Linked DNA regions of Homo sapiens: region 2 is linked to region 1. The links are chromatin loops, found by intact Hi-C in ENCODE. Cell type or tissue: PC-3. All regions are shown on one strand.

Region 1 (8,000 bases):
CTTTGTAGTCTGGCTTCTTCAGCAAGGTTTATATTATTGTCTCTTCCATAAAGTTAGATGTTTTTTGATTTGGGCTTGGCATGAAATAAAATCTGGCTCCAATGTTACTTACACTCTAGAGCCAAACAGTATTCGACTAACCCAGTGTCTCTGTCTTATGTTCTATCTCAAATTCCTGATTGATTGAATCAGGTGACTACTCCTGGTTGAGTTAACGTCAGTCCTTGGAGTACATAGGACAGCCCCTTTCAGACTGTAGATAAAGTAGATGTTTTAAAAACAAGGGTATACATGAGGATGGCACCACTGGCATGTATGGTACATAATATTCCAAAACAAAACAAATGGGTAAGAATATTTTAGGTAAATAGATAATGAGCTTAATTTTTAGTATCTTAATTTTAATAAGCCCTTATGTTACCAAAGTAGAAGGGGATATAGTACAACAAGACATTGCAAAAGGTCAGATTCTCTCCAAAGTGGACTCTGAGGTGAAGGTTTGCATGCAGACAAATTATCAGGGAATACCCTTGGGATCAAAATATACTAAGGGGTTGGAGGAAGTAAAGTTATGCAATTGAAGTATTGAACTGAGGTACATTTTCAAAATAGACCTTACCCCATCTCAGGAAAGCTCTGGATTTGGAATGGCTCTTCGGAATTGTCCAATATTGCCAATAATAAGTTAGACCTTTGTATTTCTATATTCAGAAGTTGTTGGAGGCAGGCTTCCCCAGGGAGCAAGTATGACCTGGGACAAAGCAGATTTTTTCTAATGAATGTAATTCTTGGAAAGAATTTAGATGAGAGCTACAACACTCCAAGCAGCTGGGCGAATTAGTTCCTCAGTCCTCAAAGAGGGATCTCAATGGCACAGCCCAGCATCTACTCTAGATACTTATCATTTTTGAGGTTTAAAGATTTAGAGTTGGTAAACAGGATCATGTAGACAGTAGGTGAAACCATAAATTGAAATTATAGATGGAGATAATATACATTGAACACCTAGGATCAGAGAGGTCTGGGTAGCTCCAACATCAAAAGAGCGAAAGAAGAGTAACAAATACTGAGAAGGAACCAAAGTGGGTAAATCAAGAGACTGTACAGGTACCAGATGTCAAGTGCTATGGTCTGAATGTGTCTCCCAAAATTCATGTGTTGCAAACTTAATAGCCAATGCAACAACGTTGGGAGGTGAAACCTCTTTTAGGAGGTGTTTGGTTTATCAGATCTCAGCCATGTGAAGATACAGCGTAACTCCCTGCAGAGGGAGCAGCTTTCAAATTGCTATCTTGGAAGCAGAGCTGCTATCACCAGACACCAAACTTGTCAGCACCTTGATCTTTGACTTCCCAGCCTTTAGAACCACGAGAAAATAAGGCTCATTTCTTTATAAATTACCCAGTCTCCGTTTTTTGTTTGTTTGCTTCTTTTTTGTTTTTGTTTTTGTTATAGCAGTACAAGCAAACAAAGGCATGAAGTAAAGAGAGGGAAAAAACCCACAACACTAAGACTTAAAGGAACAAACCAGAATACTTTTCCTGGACCCTGCCCTCACATTCCTGACTCCATGACTATATTGATGTTTCTCAAGAACATGCTGAAAGCTTTCTCTATATCTCTACTTGTTAATATCCAATTATTCTTTGTCAATTCATTCAAATGTTATCTTTTTATGGAATCATCTCTAATCATTTTAACAAAATGGTGATATGCCTCTTTTCAAACTATCAACAATATTATTTTCTCATTCTCAATACTCTTTATTTTTTGGTTTTCTATTATATTTAGTTCTTTTATTTTGTCACTTCTCATCTGAGGTTGAAAACTTTTTGATGACCTGAGGCTAATATGCGTATTACCTTGAAATCTACTGCAGAGTCTTGCAGAATTCTCCCATACTTAGCAGGTATTTAGTATGTTTGTGTTACGATGTGAGGGAAAGAGAGTAAAATGGTCTTTCAGAGAGCCTGAGGGTGGGTAGTAAGAAAGTTAGGTGGTGCTAACAAAACTGTCCTACTGGAGTTTATAATGAGGACTGCTTCTGCTAGTTGTGTTGATTTTTGCATGAGCAGTGTGAGAAAACAACATTTTAGTAAGATTAGCTATGGTTTATTGGTTTACAAGCTTCTAACGTAAATGATTAGGTTTTCATCGAATTAACTGCTTATAAATGTCATAAATGGCTTGTTTTAGCATCAGTAGATGGAGCCTCACTTTGAGACAAAATTGCCAAGCTTATTCAGTCACAAGGTATCTTCAGTATTTTATAATTTCCCATGTATAGAATGGGAATTTCAAGTTAAATGTTAGACTTGGTTTTAAAATGTTTCCTCTTACTATGTTATTTTATAATAGAAGATATTTTAAGATCATCATAGGAAAACTGGCAACAATGCCATGGGAAATATGATTCATTTTTCTTTTTTTATTTCACCTTAACAATTTCCAAATACAGTATTTAATTCCGGCTCTGATTTTAGTAAGCTCTTAGCTAAAACTCAGGTTTTACAGGTTTCTTACATGGTTTTATTCCTAATTTAAATGACGAGTAAATATTTGTTAGGCTTTGATTTTCGTAGGTCAGCAACTTTATCAATCATGTTTTCAAAATAATTTATCAAACATAAAAGTAAATACTACTGAAATAATTTTAAATGAAACTTTACCCTGAAATATTTTGCATCTTTCATTTCTCTAGTGCCAACTAATAAATAATTATAACTTTTAAATCTTTTAAAATAATATCTTCACTAGCTTGATATGGTAGAACATTTTTCCTTGTGATATACTGTAAGTTAGGAAGGCCTCCTGTTTCTTTAGAAACCTAATTACTTTGAATGAAATCTCATAATGTAGAGCCTAAATTGTTACATAAAATTAAGATAAAATTCTAAGAGACAATGTTGCCTAAGAAAAATCATGAACGGTGATAAAATTATATGTTCAAAGTATTTTTACTTGAAGGCCATACATAAAAAACTGTGATGCCTAAAGATAGGAAATGTTAATCTAGCAAAGGGAAATGTGAGATGATACGAAAAGGCATTGGAAAGGCCCAGAGCAGGGCAGTATTTGAAATGGTCAAGAATCACTTGGGAACCAAATAAAAATGTACCTTACTTGTCATCATTCCCAGATATCCTGAGTCAGATTTGGGGACAAAGATGCTTTTAGCAAACATCTCTGGCAATTCTGCTAGATATAGTAACTGTATATTACCAGTATGTATTATTTTAGACCTTTTCAAGATGTATTCAATTTCACTTGTCACTTCTTATATTCAGTAAATACTAAGTTAAGAAAAGTTGATTAACTTTTAATAGACATACATTTGGATTAATGACTTCTTTGGTTAAAAGCACTCCACAAAAATATAGTTACAAGTAACTAAAATAAAGTGAAATATTTCTTTTTCTCATCTGAGAATTTCATATGTTATTACATTTTGTTAAGGTTTGTTTTTGCTTGCTTGTTTGTTTTTATAAAGAATAGAGAACAGAGTTTGACTTGGACTTGTGCAATAATAAACCAAAGTGTAAACATCGAGGCTATTAAATAATCTAAATAATGAAATAATGGAAAACAGTATACAGATTTTGCATGATGACAAAAGAAATCCATATACAGATCTGGATAGCTGAGACAGTCTACATGACTTTTTCTATGTTCATACGAATCACTAGAGGGCATCGTATGCTATACTTTTTAACAATTACATATCACAGAACTGTTTGTAGATACAGAGGAGTATCTACCTACCTAGTGACATCTTAAGGCTTTTCTCTTTAATTTTTGTAAAACTCAAGTAGACATGGCTATTATTCCCTGAAAGTCATGCACACAATCATAAAAATATAAAATCTAGAAAGTAATAAAAAATGGACTCATTTTTATTTTTTTTAATCTCTCAAACATTTGCATCAATGACTGGAGGGTAGCACAATCGCTTTTTTTTCTGTACTGAGTGCCCCACCAATATAGCTTGTTTTGTTTCGTTTTTTTTCCTATACCTTGTATTACATGGGCTCATCTCATCACTGCTTAGGCTTAAAAAACAAGAAGGGGTGAGCATGGTGGCTCATGCCTGTAATCTCAGCACTTTGGGAGGCCACAATGGGAAGATTGCTTGAAGTGAGGAGTTCAAGACCAGTATGTGCAGCAAAGTGAGACACCCCCTCATCTCTACAAAAAAAATAAAAAAAAAATTAAAAATTAAAATGAAAAGGAGAAAGAAAGTTTCAAATGGGAGTCAGTAATTGACAACCTCTTCTACTGGAATTAAGGGAAAAGAAAGCAACACTTTTTAGTAATTGCAATTCTGATTTTCATACTTCAGAGTAAATTTTTAAAAATACTTTTGTATCTAAACACTGCTTTTATTGTATGTGTGTTCTCATTATAAAATGCTATAAATATATTTAGAAAGAAAGTTGGTTAGAATAATGAGTGAATGAATTTAAAAATAAGTGAATTTAATTATCAATTTTCTGTCCCCTCAAAATTAAAAAATACAACAACCAAAAATGTCAAACTAAAATGGGGGAAAGATACAAGATATGAAGGCAGAGAAACTGAACATAGTAAAAACAGAACTGCATGTTTTCAACTGCAACATTTTATTCTAAAACAGGCAAAGTTTATCTTTCATTATATATTCTAACTTTGCTGCCTCAAATACAGCAGATGGATAGTTATAATTATCAGTTAATTTTTAAGCACTTACTATGTGCTAGATAAAATATTTTATCTTTATTATCTCATTTAACGCTCACAATGCATTTATGGAATGGGAGCTATCATCACATACATTTTATCCATGTGTAAATTGAGACTTTATAGGTTGTAGTTTGTTGAGAAGCTAGGCACAAATCCAAGTGTTGAGTCTGGAGCCTGCAATCTTAACTACTGTGCTTTACTGCCTTCCACGGAAAAGGATATCTCAGTAGGAGAATAATAAAACAATTAGGTATTTCCACCCAAATACAGGCATATAAATTTCACATTTATTCAAAGTTGTTAATTCCCTCTCATTTCATTGGTCTAAAAGTCTTCATGGGAACATTATGCAGGTCCACATTGCTTGTATAACTTGTGGAAGAATTGAAACATTTATATGTGCACAACTAATCTGGCTTATTTTAAAAACAGTAAACCAGGGTCCAATTTCAATCTAAGAAGCATATGAGCACATTTTAGAGTTGGGTAATATATACTGAAATAAATCTATTTTACGGTGTTTAGGTAAACACTGGTGGCCTTTAAAGAAAGTTGTTGTTACTTTTACGCAAGGTTAGTGATAGAATTATGTTTTTATCCATTCATTGAATATTTTGTAAACACCTCTTCTTGAAGGCATTTATGAAGGCTAGAGAAAATATAAAGCATTATTCCAGCCCTAAAACAATTGAATAATTAGTCTCTTCTTTACCTTTCTTTTGGTATTCTGGAATTACATTTCCCCTTTTTAGAGTTAACACACTAAACAATGAAATGTATTGAGTGAAAAATGTATTGAGTGAAAAATACAAACACCAACATCTCTGAGGTGCTGGTAGATCTTCTGAGGTGTGTTTAATTAATTCTGACTCCTAGGAATTTTGTATTTATTGAAATTTATCCAAATACTTATTCCATTAAATCAGCTTAAGTAGATTGGCATTGTCAATAATTTTTTGCTCTTAGATATGAAATTTCCATTTTCCATTTTCTGGTTTTCAAAGAACTTCTTGCTCCCAAATTTCATGTGATAGCTAATAGTATCCTTTCTAATAATTTAATTGTACATGTTAGTCATTAAAAATTATTTCAGAATTGTATTATTTCATTCAGCCTATTCTTTTGCCACCATGCAGCTGAGTCAGTATAGTTCTTTTTCTTATTACAATTATTCAACTTAATAAAATGCATGGCTTTCTTATTCCTATTTCTTTTTTTTTTTTTTGCTTTTTAAAATCAAGTTTGAAAATATGTCGCATAGATAAACAAAGAATTTTAAAGTAAAAACTAAGAAGATTTACAGTAAATAATCACAATATAAACCCTAAGTGCCCCAGGGTGTTTGTGGCACAGGCAAGAGAAAATTTGTCACCATGATAATTTTCATTGAGAAAATTTATTGTTTTTGGTTTTCAAATATTCTCAATACATAATATGTGTTTAGTCATGGTTCTGTATTTAAAATCTCTTCTCATATTAAATATTTTTAAAAATGATTATACATATGTCTGCATTTTATAGTAATAGTGGGCATTTGAGAAAATGATAAATGGATGAGATGAAGCAGTAAGATTTAAAAACAAGAATGAGTTAAATATAAAACTTAAAAACTGACTTTTTCACAGGATAATATTAATAATGAAAGAAAACATTTGAGAAAGGTGAAGAGTACAGGAAAAATTATGAGTTAAGTAAAAGAAAACATTTGTCTTCGGGAGAAATGAAAACTAATTAGGAAAATATAAAATCAAGAAAAATATGACAGAAGGCATGCTGATCAGTTTTGTTTGTTTTTTTATTTATTTATTGACACAGAGTCACACTCTGTCACCCAGGCTGGAGTGCAGTGGTGCAATCTCGGCTCACTGCAAACTCTGCCTCCTGGGTTCAAGCGATTGTCCTGCTTCGGTATCTTGAGTAGCTGAGACTACAGGAGTGCGCCACCACGCCTGGCTAATTTTTGTATTTTTGTAGAGACTGGGTTTCATCATGTTGGCCAGGCTGGTCTCGAACTCCTGAACGCAGATGATCCACCTGCCTCGGCCTCCCAAAGTGCTGTGATTACAGGTATCAGCCACTGTACACAACCCTGATCCATTTTAGTTTCAGTTTTGTTTTTTTTTTAATCATTGAAAACCTTTTAACTTACACATATTGTCAAGCTCTGCTAGGCAGAATCCACCAATTTTTCACTTTCTCGAAATGGAATAGTCCTTGAAATATTTCTTATACCACTAGGGTGCCATTCAGTAAATTGCTTCTTCATAAGCACTAAATTGCACACTAATGTCTTGAGAAAGAAAGTAATCTACTCCCTCAGATTATAAATGTTATCTCATTAGTTCTAAAAACATACCTATGAGGATGGAAAATGGAAATGGGAAATAGTTCTATGATTTTAGAGGTTGAACGATTGAGACACTGAACATAGAACATCAGAATTACCAATATTCCAAATTAACGAGCTCCCAATATAAAATCTAATGTTGATCTACTTAATAAGAAATGTAAAATTTAGCTATCTGCATGCCTATGTTTGCAAAGCATGTACTAGGTGTTATGAAATATTTATGACATCAATAATCTTTTTTCAATTTGTAATGGCAAGGATTGTTTTGTTGTTGTTAGTAACGGACAAATGAAAGAAATTGCAAATGAATAAAATGAGACACTAGCATATTTCAATAAAAAGTGGGTGAAGAAGTGAAACAAAGGTTCACTTTTTTTCAGCAAGGTAATATTAATCTTAAAACAAAACATATGACAGATGAAGGGAACAAAAGGAATTTATGATTTTGAACAAGTTTGTTTTACAGAATTACCTTTCATCTTTGCACTTAAAATTTTCTTTAAAATTTCCCACTTTCTGGCTATATTTATTTCCTGCAACTTCATTTATGAATAATTTCAGGGATTTTACACTTTTTATGACTCAGTCTTTTCTATTGCTTATTTGCTATTCTCTGCCTGGCAAGACAGAACACACATAGGTAAGTCTTTGAGGACGGGAGCCTTTAGGCAGTCACAAGGTTTCACTGTGGAAACAGTGATATTATTGGAAGCCATTGAAAGCCATGCTGAAACCTGGGCTGTCTTGGCCTCTTAAGGCCTTATTGGGTCACCTTATTCTGCTGACCCTAACCCTGACTCCTGCTGATACAGCTTTACTATGTCAAGGTCAGTATTTTAAAGCAAAATTATCTAATGCTATTTCTCCAAAGTGTTTCAGTCTTGGCATTTGCATGTCCAGTCAATTATCTCTGGTTTTCTATTTTCTTACT
Region 2 (8,000 bases), 1.7 Mb after region 1:
TGACAATTTAATCATATATTAGCCTGTAACATAATTTGTTGAGAAAAATATAGTTTAGAGAAAAGAAACAATTAACTACATGTATTTTCTTAGACAATAATTATTCTATTTAATATACAATATGCCATATCATAGTATTATGTTAGAAAAATAACTTCAGAAGTACACATGTATAATATTGTATGCTTATGTGACCACTGTGGTATTTAAGATATTATATAAAATCTCAACTGGAAGTCATCAGGTGAATAGTTCAGGCTAACTTTCCTTTATCTTTTTATTGATGTAGGTAAATTATTACATTAGTAAAACAAAACAAAGCAAACACTTGTATCTCTTTGGCTTTGAACTTTTCCAGATTACACATTAACAAAGTATATGCTATAGAATCAAGAAACATCACTGTCATTCATACTCATTAAAGAGAATATAAAGAATGGGAAACACGATGTTAAAGGTTTGCACTGAAAGTTAAAAAAAAAAAAAAGCACACTAATTCAGAATTGAGGTCTTCCGAATAATTATAATTGAAATTCATTATGTAGGACATATATCAGGCAGCAATCAACTAGGTTTTCTGACTTAATAAGTTTGTTTAATGAAAATATGGAGAATAAATTGGGGGGAAAAGTTCAAGAATTGTTTTTACCTCATTATAAATGTCCATCAATATGGCTTTAAAATGTTTATCTTTCACACAGGTGACAAAATTAATCTTTCATAGTTTGATGGAATTTTTATCTCATTGCTTTTTCTCAATTGGCAGTAAGCACTGATAATGTAGAATTGAACACTTGTACAATGCTACCCTTTGATGAAAATTTTGTCCTTTTTCTCTGACATTATTTTTTTCTGAACCAGTTTCTCTTGAAAAATCAATAACCATAGCACATTCATTGATTTTTTTCCTTATCAATAGCACCAACTCTCTGATTCAAAATATACAAGTACTCTTTATTGCTCTCCATTATTCAAAATGTTCATTTAATTACATTTGCCATGTTCTTTAATATAGTTTACTTTAAACTAACTTTACATACAATTATCAAAAGTTTAAATGTAAGACACACCATATAGTTACCTTGTACCACAAAATTATCAAGATCTAAATCTTGTTTTTCTTTTCTTTTTAAGTACACTTGCTCATTTAGTTGGTGACACTTCAAGATAATCCTCAAATGTAATCAGGCAGATGCACTGTAATTCTTAAAAATAAGTTAGAACAAAACAATTAATGCAACAAAATAAAAGCAAAAATGAAGAATGATAAACTAAAATGTACCTTAGCCAAAATAGACATCATCCATAATAAAGTTATAATACCCAGATTTCTTTATTAAACTCCCATATTTCCATAATTCTTTTATTTTTACTGGTTCTCAACTTTGAATTCTTTCCGCAGTGCCATTTCTTATGTTCTTCAGTGGATTCTTAATGCATCTTGTTCTGACATACAGATATTGACTTCACTATTCTCAACTCCATGAACACAACCTGACATTTCTCTGCTTCTCTAATGATCATTTCCTTCAGGCTTCTGATTTTTATTTTACAACCCCCACCTTTGAACCTTCTTCTTCCTTTGACTCCTTTTCTGCCTCATTGACTAATTATTATTATTATTATTATTATATTATTTTGAGATGGAATCTTGCTCTGTTGCCCAGGCTGGAGTGCAGTGGCTCAATCTTGGCTCACTGCAACCTCCTCCTCCTGTGTTCAGACGATTTTCCTGCCTCAGCCTCCCAAACAGCTGGGATTACAGGTGCATGCCACCACGACTGGCTAATTTTTGTGTTTTTAGTAGAGACAGGGTTTCACCACGTTGGCCAGGCTGACCAACAAGTGATTCGCCCACCTCGAACTCCCAAAGTGCTGGGATTACAGGCATGAGCCACCGCACCCAGCCTAATTTTTTTCTTTTTCCAATGCTTAGCTGTGATGGTGAGGAATATGAAGTTGGGAGAGTTGGGTGTGGTATTAAAATTTTTATTAAGAAAACAAAAACATTTATTGAATTAAAATTATAGCTCAATTACAGCTCAACATATTTATTTATTTTGTAACATACTTTTCTTTGAGTTGTAATTCTTCGTCCAAATCTGATATTTATAAAGGGCTTAAAACATGATTATCATATATTTTACAATATGTCCTACTTCTTGTGATTTACTTACCTGTATTTTGCCAGATGATCAATAAAATTACTTTTAAAAATATCACTTGCAGATCTTGCAAAACAGTTGTCTAGTCAGAATTTGTCTGGTTGCAAATGGCAGGAACCCAAATAAACTAACTGAAGCAGAAAATGGTGTTTATAGGAAAGATCCTATATGAAATCACAGAATTAACAGAAGATAAGCAGGTATCATCTGCAGGGACTTCAGTGACTGAAACTGCAGATTAAATACCATCAGCATACTGCCCCCCTCGTCAATTTTTCTCTCCTTGGCTAAATCCTTTCCCACTGCAGTTTTCTTTCTTTCTCTCTCCAAGTTCTAATAGATTACATTCTAAGGAAGGATTGTGATTGGCCTGGATTGAGTCATAAGTCTACTCTTAATTGTTCTGCTTAGAGGCATAGGGAAATATGGTTGACCGGGTCTAGGCTACAGGTCCAGCTCCATAAATTATCAAAGCACCGGACTGGAACTCCCTCATAATATGGTTTAAGTGGGGAAGAAAATATTTCTTTAAAAGGATGGAGAAGTATCTGTTACCACAAAAAAAGTGAAATAGTGCTGGGAAGATAGAACCCAATTAAGAAGACCATAATATTTTGAATTTTAAGAAGCCCTTTTTTTAGTAGACCATAAGTGATTACAGTAAAAAAAAACATTTAGAGAAAAAAGAAAGGAAATAATGAAAATGGGTAACAGAATTGTTCTTATTATCTTATGTATTCATTAGGCTGGGGACAGCTCTCTGAAAATAGGAATAAATAGTGGCTCCTCGATAAACACCTTCTTGCCTACAGCATGTGTGACTGCAAACACATTCCCACTTCAACTAATCCAAGACGAGAAGGATGACAAAATAAGGTATCATAGATTCATTGCCAAAATCATGACTTTCTGTATTAAAAACTTCATAGCATGCCTCTTTCTGTATCTCTATTTCTACTTAACGGTGAAACTTTGGAATATCATGAATTCTTGAGCATGACAATAGCTTTGTGAAAGCTTCTACAGAACACAAAGGAGTTGATGAGATACTCTTCGGATACTTTTACAGATTTGTAGATTCTGACGAATTTTACTAAAAAGATTATAGTTCAAAACGGAAGTATACATGGGAAATATGAATTTATATGTGCAATCATACAAGTGATTCTTCCTCTTTATAATTAAAAACGTACATGAAAAGATCCAGAATTATAATTTTAAATTCAGAGCACTACCTTCGTTAGACTCAATATAGATTGTGATGAACCTTCCCTTTCAACGTAATGTGCTTTTGTAAGACAATAAGAAATGATTATATATACATGAGGTTTCCTTCCCTTTTCAGTAAAGATATTTCTCTTCAAAATGTTGACATGATATTCAACAAATCTTGGATAGCTTGTATCATTCAGGCACCTAAAACAAGCTCATTTTGTCTTGTTTGTACAATGTATGAAATCTAAAATTTACTCAGAATTTGTTTAACCTTAAGATATATCACATGGAAAAGAAAAGGTAAAATAATTCCCCAACGTACACGAAAAAAACATATTCTTAAAAAAAGAAAAAAATTGCAGGAGGGGTATTATTTGTAATAATACTACACTGCCACCTTGTGGAGTGACTGACTGAAAACCAGTCAAATAAATGTCACTGCCCGGTTTTCACCCCTAGAGGCTCAAACATGTCTCTTGAGGATTCAGGTAGGGGCTGTTATGTAAGTAATTTATAAATAACCACATAAATGGATACATTTTAGTAGCAGACTACATTGCTCATGAATAAACTTGTTATAAACAAATAGCCAATTATAACTAATTTCTTTATAGATATATTTATTTTTAAAAATGATTACATGGTATGAAGTACATTTTACCTGGAAAACAGAAAATATGGAATTCAAGTCCTGCCTCTGCCATTACTAGCTGTTTATATTAAGGTTTTATAGCCCCAATTTTTATTTTTCAGAGAGAATTATGCTTACATTGTATTTTAAAACATCATTTCTTGTATGTATAATTCTCCATTTGTCATTCTGTGAGACATCCTTTGAAAAAAATTTTTTCACATGCCAACTATTTTCTAGGCAATATACCCGATGCTTGGAAATTGATGAGGAAATAAAAACAAGCATGATATGGTATTATCTGTTTATGATGCTTAGTGAAAAGTCTAGTAAAATGTCAGTCAAATTTAATTACAGTAAAATTTTGATATTTAGTAAAGGCTTAATCCCCCAGTTAATAATAAGAATTATATATTTATTTCAAGGTCTGATTGTACTACTTACAATCATAAACCATGAGACAATTATGTAGAGTATCAGCAGATTATTTTAATTTCTTTTTCAAAAAATAATATATTTCTAAAACAATTGAAGTTATATAAACATTGGAAACAAAATGGGCTCTGTAAAATGTAAATTTTTTGTTTGTTTGTTTGTTTTGTTTTTTTAAGATGGAGTCTTGCTCTGTCACCAGGCTGGAGTGCAGTGGCGCAATCTCAGTTCACTGCAAACTCTGCCTCCTGGGTTTCAGCTATTCTCCTGCCTCAGCCTCCTGAGTAGCTGGGATTACAGGAGACTGCCACCACGCCTGACTAATTTTTGTATTTTTAGTAGAGAAGGGGTTTCACCAAGTTGGCCAAGATTGTCTCAATCTCTTGACCTTGTGATCCACCCACCTCGGCCTCCCAAAGTGCTGGGATTACAGGCGTGAGCCACTGCGCCTGGCTGTAAAATATAAATTTTGACAAGCAAAATTTTACTACAATGTAATTATGCAGCTAGATTTTCCTGGGAAGGGAAAATGTTTCACTAAATTTATATTCTTTCTGCATTCTTAATTATTTCAATATAACTAATATTATATTTACATGGAAATTCATTAGATTATTTCTATTTGTGCTTAGAAGTGAAACATTCAAAATACATTATGATTACATTTTTAGCCCACTTATAATATCAGATTTGGAAGAATTACTAATTTTTTAATTAAATCTTAATAGAGTTACTACCCTAATACTACAATGTCATAGATTAATGATCACGTATTACGTGTGTGTGTGTGTGTGTGTGTGTGTATGATTTGTGTTTCAATATACGTATTTCAAAGTGTCATTCATCCAAATATCTACCTCTTTTGTGCTAGCTACTTAGGGCCATTCACTTTCATTTTTATTTTTCTACTAAATAATTGCAGAATATCATGAGGGTATCTATGTGATGGACCTTCCATATCACCTTTTTCTCATTCGCTGGTTGACATTAATAATTAACATGATTATTTTCCTTGCTAATTATCTCATATTGTTTCACCTTCTCTCTTCCCAAAAGAATATAAGGCAGCTTTAAACAATTGACCAGAAATATATGCAAATTGAAACCCATTGTCGATCTCCAATAATTGTGTTCTATAATGATAGGTTAAGCTATTTAGTCCATATCACTTATAGTAATTCATGGCTAATACGTGTTTAAGGATTATTCTTGTCATACTGTATTATGTATCTAAATGTACTTTTCTACTTCAGAACGTACAGTGAAGTGAAATATAATTGTGCAAAAGAAGCTGTCAAAAATACAAATAAGAGAGAACTATTAAACCAAAAAAACATAGAGACATGATTCCAAATTCTAAGTTTATGAAAAGACTTGGGGGATGATACCTTATTTATCTATCAAGAAACATTTGAAAAATATTTGAATAAAGTATAACAAAAATAAGAATAACCAGTTATTTCTATCATTCATGATATTTCAAATAAATGTTGTTTCACTGTCCCCTTTCTAGAAGCATGGGCCTTAATGATTTGCAGAAGGACAGGTGTCCAGATGGCCTTTGCTGACCCAGTTCTTCTCCTCCTTGGTTACAATTATCAGACATTCCAAGAGGAACATTCTGAGATAAAGAGGAAATATGTGATACAGCCCAGTTTGTGTCCTCATTTCTCCCAGCATATGATGTTCTACAGTGCTTCAGCACAGTGACTCAGCTGGGGACTAGGGTATAAAACCCAGAGCAAAGTGCTTTTGGAGTCCCTCAGCAGCAGAGTTACATGGAGCACATGGTGATGAGACTCCATCTGCCCTGGGCAGTTGTACTGAACCTTGGAGAACTAACTCACTGTAGACCCAAGGCTTCTGTGTATACCTGCTGCCTATGTATGACTTCGCCTGACTTATGAGAGTGTTCTTTCTGACCATACCATACCTAAGAACCTTTGCTATGTTCCTTTTGGTAATGTATTTATTTGCTTACCGCCTCCTTCACAAAAAAAGTTTCTAGGCATCAACTATATGCCACACAGGTTTCAGGTACTAGCTGTTTAACGGTGAGCAAGATGACAATAGCCCCTGCTTTTATGGAGATTACGGTCAGTCAGGAAGCAAATAAACTAAAATGCATAAATGCTGTGACAGGATAGATAATACAGGTGAATACAATAGGACATATCTTAACCTAGAAGGGCAAATAAGGCATCCTGAAAGAAGTAGCCATTAAGTTATGCCAGAAAGATACCTGAGAATTATCTAGACTAAAAATAGAAATGGGAAATATTTCAAGAAGAGGTATTAGCATATAAGTCTTGGAGGCCAAGAAGAATTAGTTGGATTCAAGAAATTAAAAGGTAAGTGAGTATTGCTGGAGATTAAAGTGGAGGGGTGAAGTGACAAGAGGTGAATGTGGATACATGGGCAGGAGATAGTGAAGAAGGGTCCTGAAAATATAATGAAAAGTTTGAACATTATACCAAACACAACTTGAAAGCCCTGACGTGATTCACTTTTCATGTTAGAGGAGCCACTCACCATCATTGTTGTAGACTATATTGGATAGTTGAAAACCGGAGGGAGGCAAAACAAGCAGATGATGGGAAAAGGTCGAAGCAAGAGGCGATAGTGACCTAAACTCAAATGATCGTGGTGGAGATAGAGAAAAGACGGGGGTTCCCTGTGTGGACAGGTCATGGTGCAATTATCAGAGTCAGAGATTGCTGTGAGAGGAGGAAGTTTGTGGAGTTAGATGGGCATAGAGTAGAACATGAGCTAGTTCAGTTTTGGATGTGTTGAGATTTTGATAGGGCCAACCAACAAATATATTAGGCTGGAAGTTTGAAAAACAAAATGTATCTGTACTTTCTCTTTCTCTCTACAGAGAAATCATGGGAAAAACTGCCCATTTCTGTTTTGTCCACTTTGCTTTGGGAAGTGAGAGCTATAGTCATTATCACCACATCCCCTGGCATCCAATTCCGTAAGTACTGTGAATTCCACTGGCTCTTAATTCTTGAAACTTTTGGTGAACTACAGATTTTCTGGTCTGTGACCAAGGCTGTATACCAGAGAGGAAAGTCTGGGAAGAGAGAATGTAATCATTGATGAAGAAGTTTTTAGTTAATATACAAAATATACTTTTAATCTTCAGACAAAATTGGCATTTTTAAAATCACTGTAGAGATTTATTGATCCATAGAAGTTTTGCTACCATTAATATTTATAACTCGGAATGACAATGTCAAAGTCAATAGATACAGTCAACCACATCCAATAGCAATAACATTAGCTCGACGAAGTTTAATATAAAATCTTAAACAATTTTTAAATTGATTTAGTCTGAAAGTAAAAGATTTTATTTTTGAAGAGTGTCGTAAATGCAAGTTGTAGTATTTCTGGAAGTATAAGGCAAATGGTTTTTTCAAAGAAAAACATTTTTTTTTTCCGGAGGCATGTTTGAGTGATAGAAATTGAGAAAATGAACAGTATTAAAGTGTCATAATTTCTTGATTTTTTTCATGCATTTTAATTAGTGACTATTGCAGATATGTACTTCAGCA

What was found. A loop is a pair of places that touch in the nucleus more often than their neighbours do. Peaks named below come from ENCODE experiments on the same cell type or tissue, not always from the same donor. Only the 100,000 strongest peaks of a DNase experiment are listed, where the experiment ranks them.
Region 2: a loop joins it to region 1, with 7 times the contacts of the local background. A loop is called at or near these places in 7 of 110 quality-filtered maps.

Annotation. Positions count from the first base shown.
Region 1 is chr4:66,684,563-66,692,562 of GRCh38, reverse strand. No RefSeq gene overlaps it. Among named protein-coding and RNA genes, the nearest start is that of MIR1269A, 410 kb to the right of the region's middle. In PC-3, CTCF peaks have their summits at 1,270 (motif pointing right) and 3,688 (motif pointing right); no DNase peak of the experiment used is centred here.
Region 2 is chr4:65,003,823-65,011,822 of GRCh38, reverse strand. It overlaps LINC02232 (long intergenic non-protein coding RNA 2232), which reads left to right and starts at 7,323. Exons shown (of 7, transcript NR_033976.1): 1 at 7,323-7,420. In PC-3, CTCF peaks have their summits at 3,576 and 3,779 (motif pointing left); a DNase peak (open chromatin) is centred at 3,802.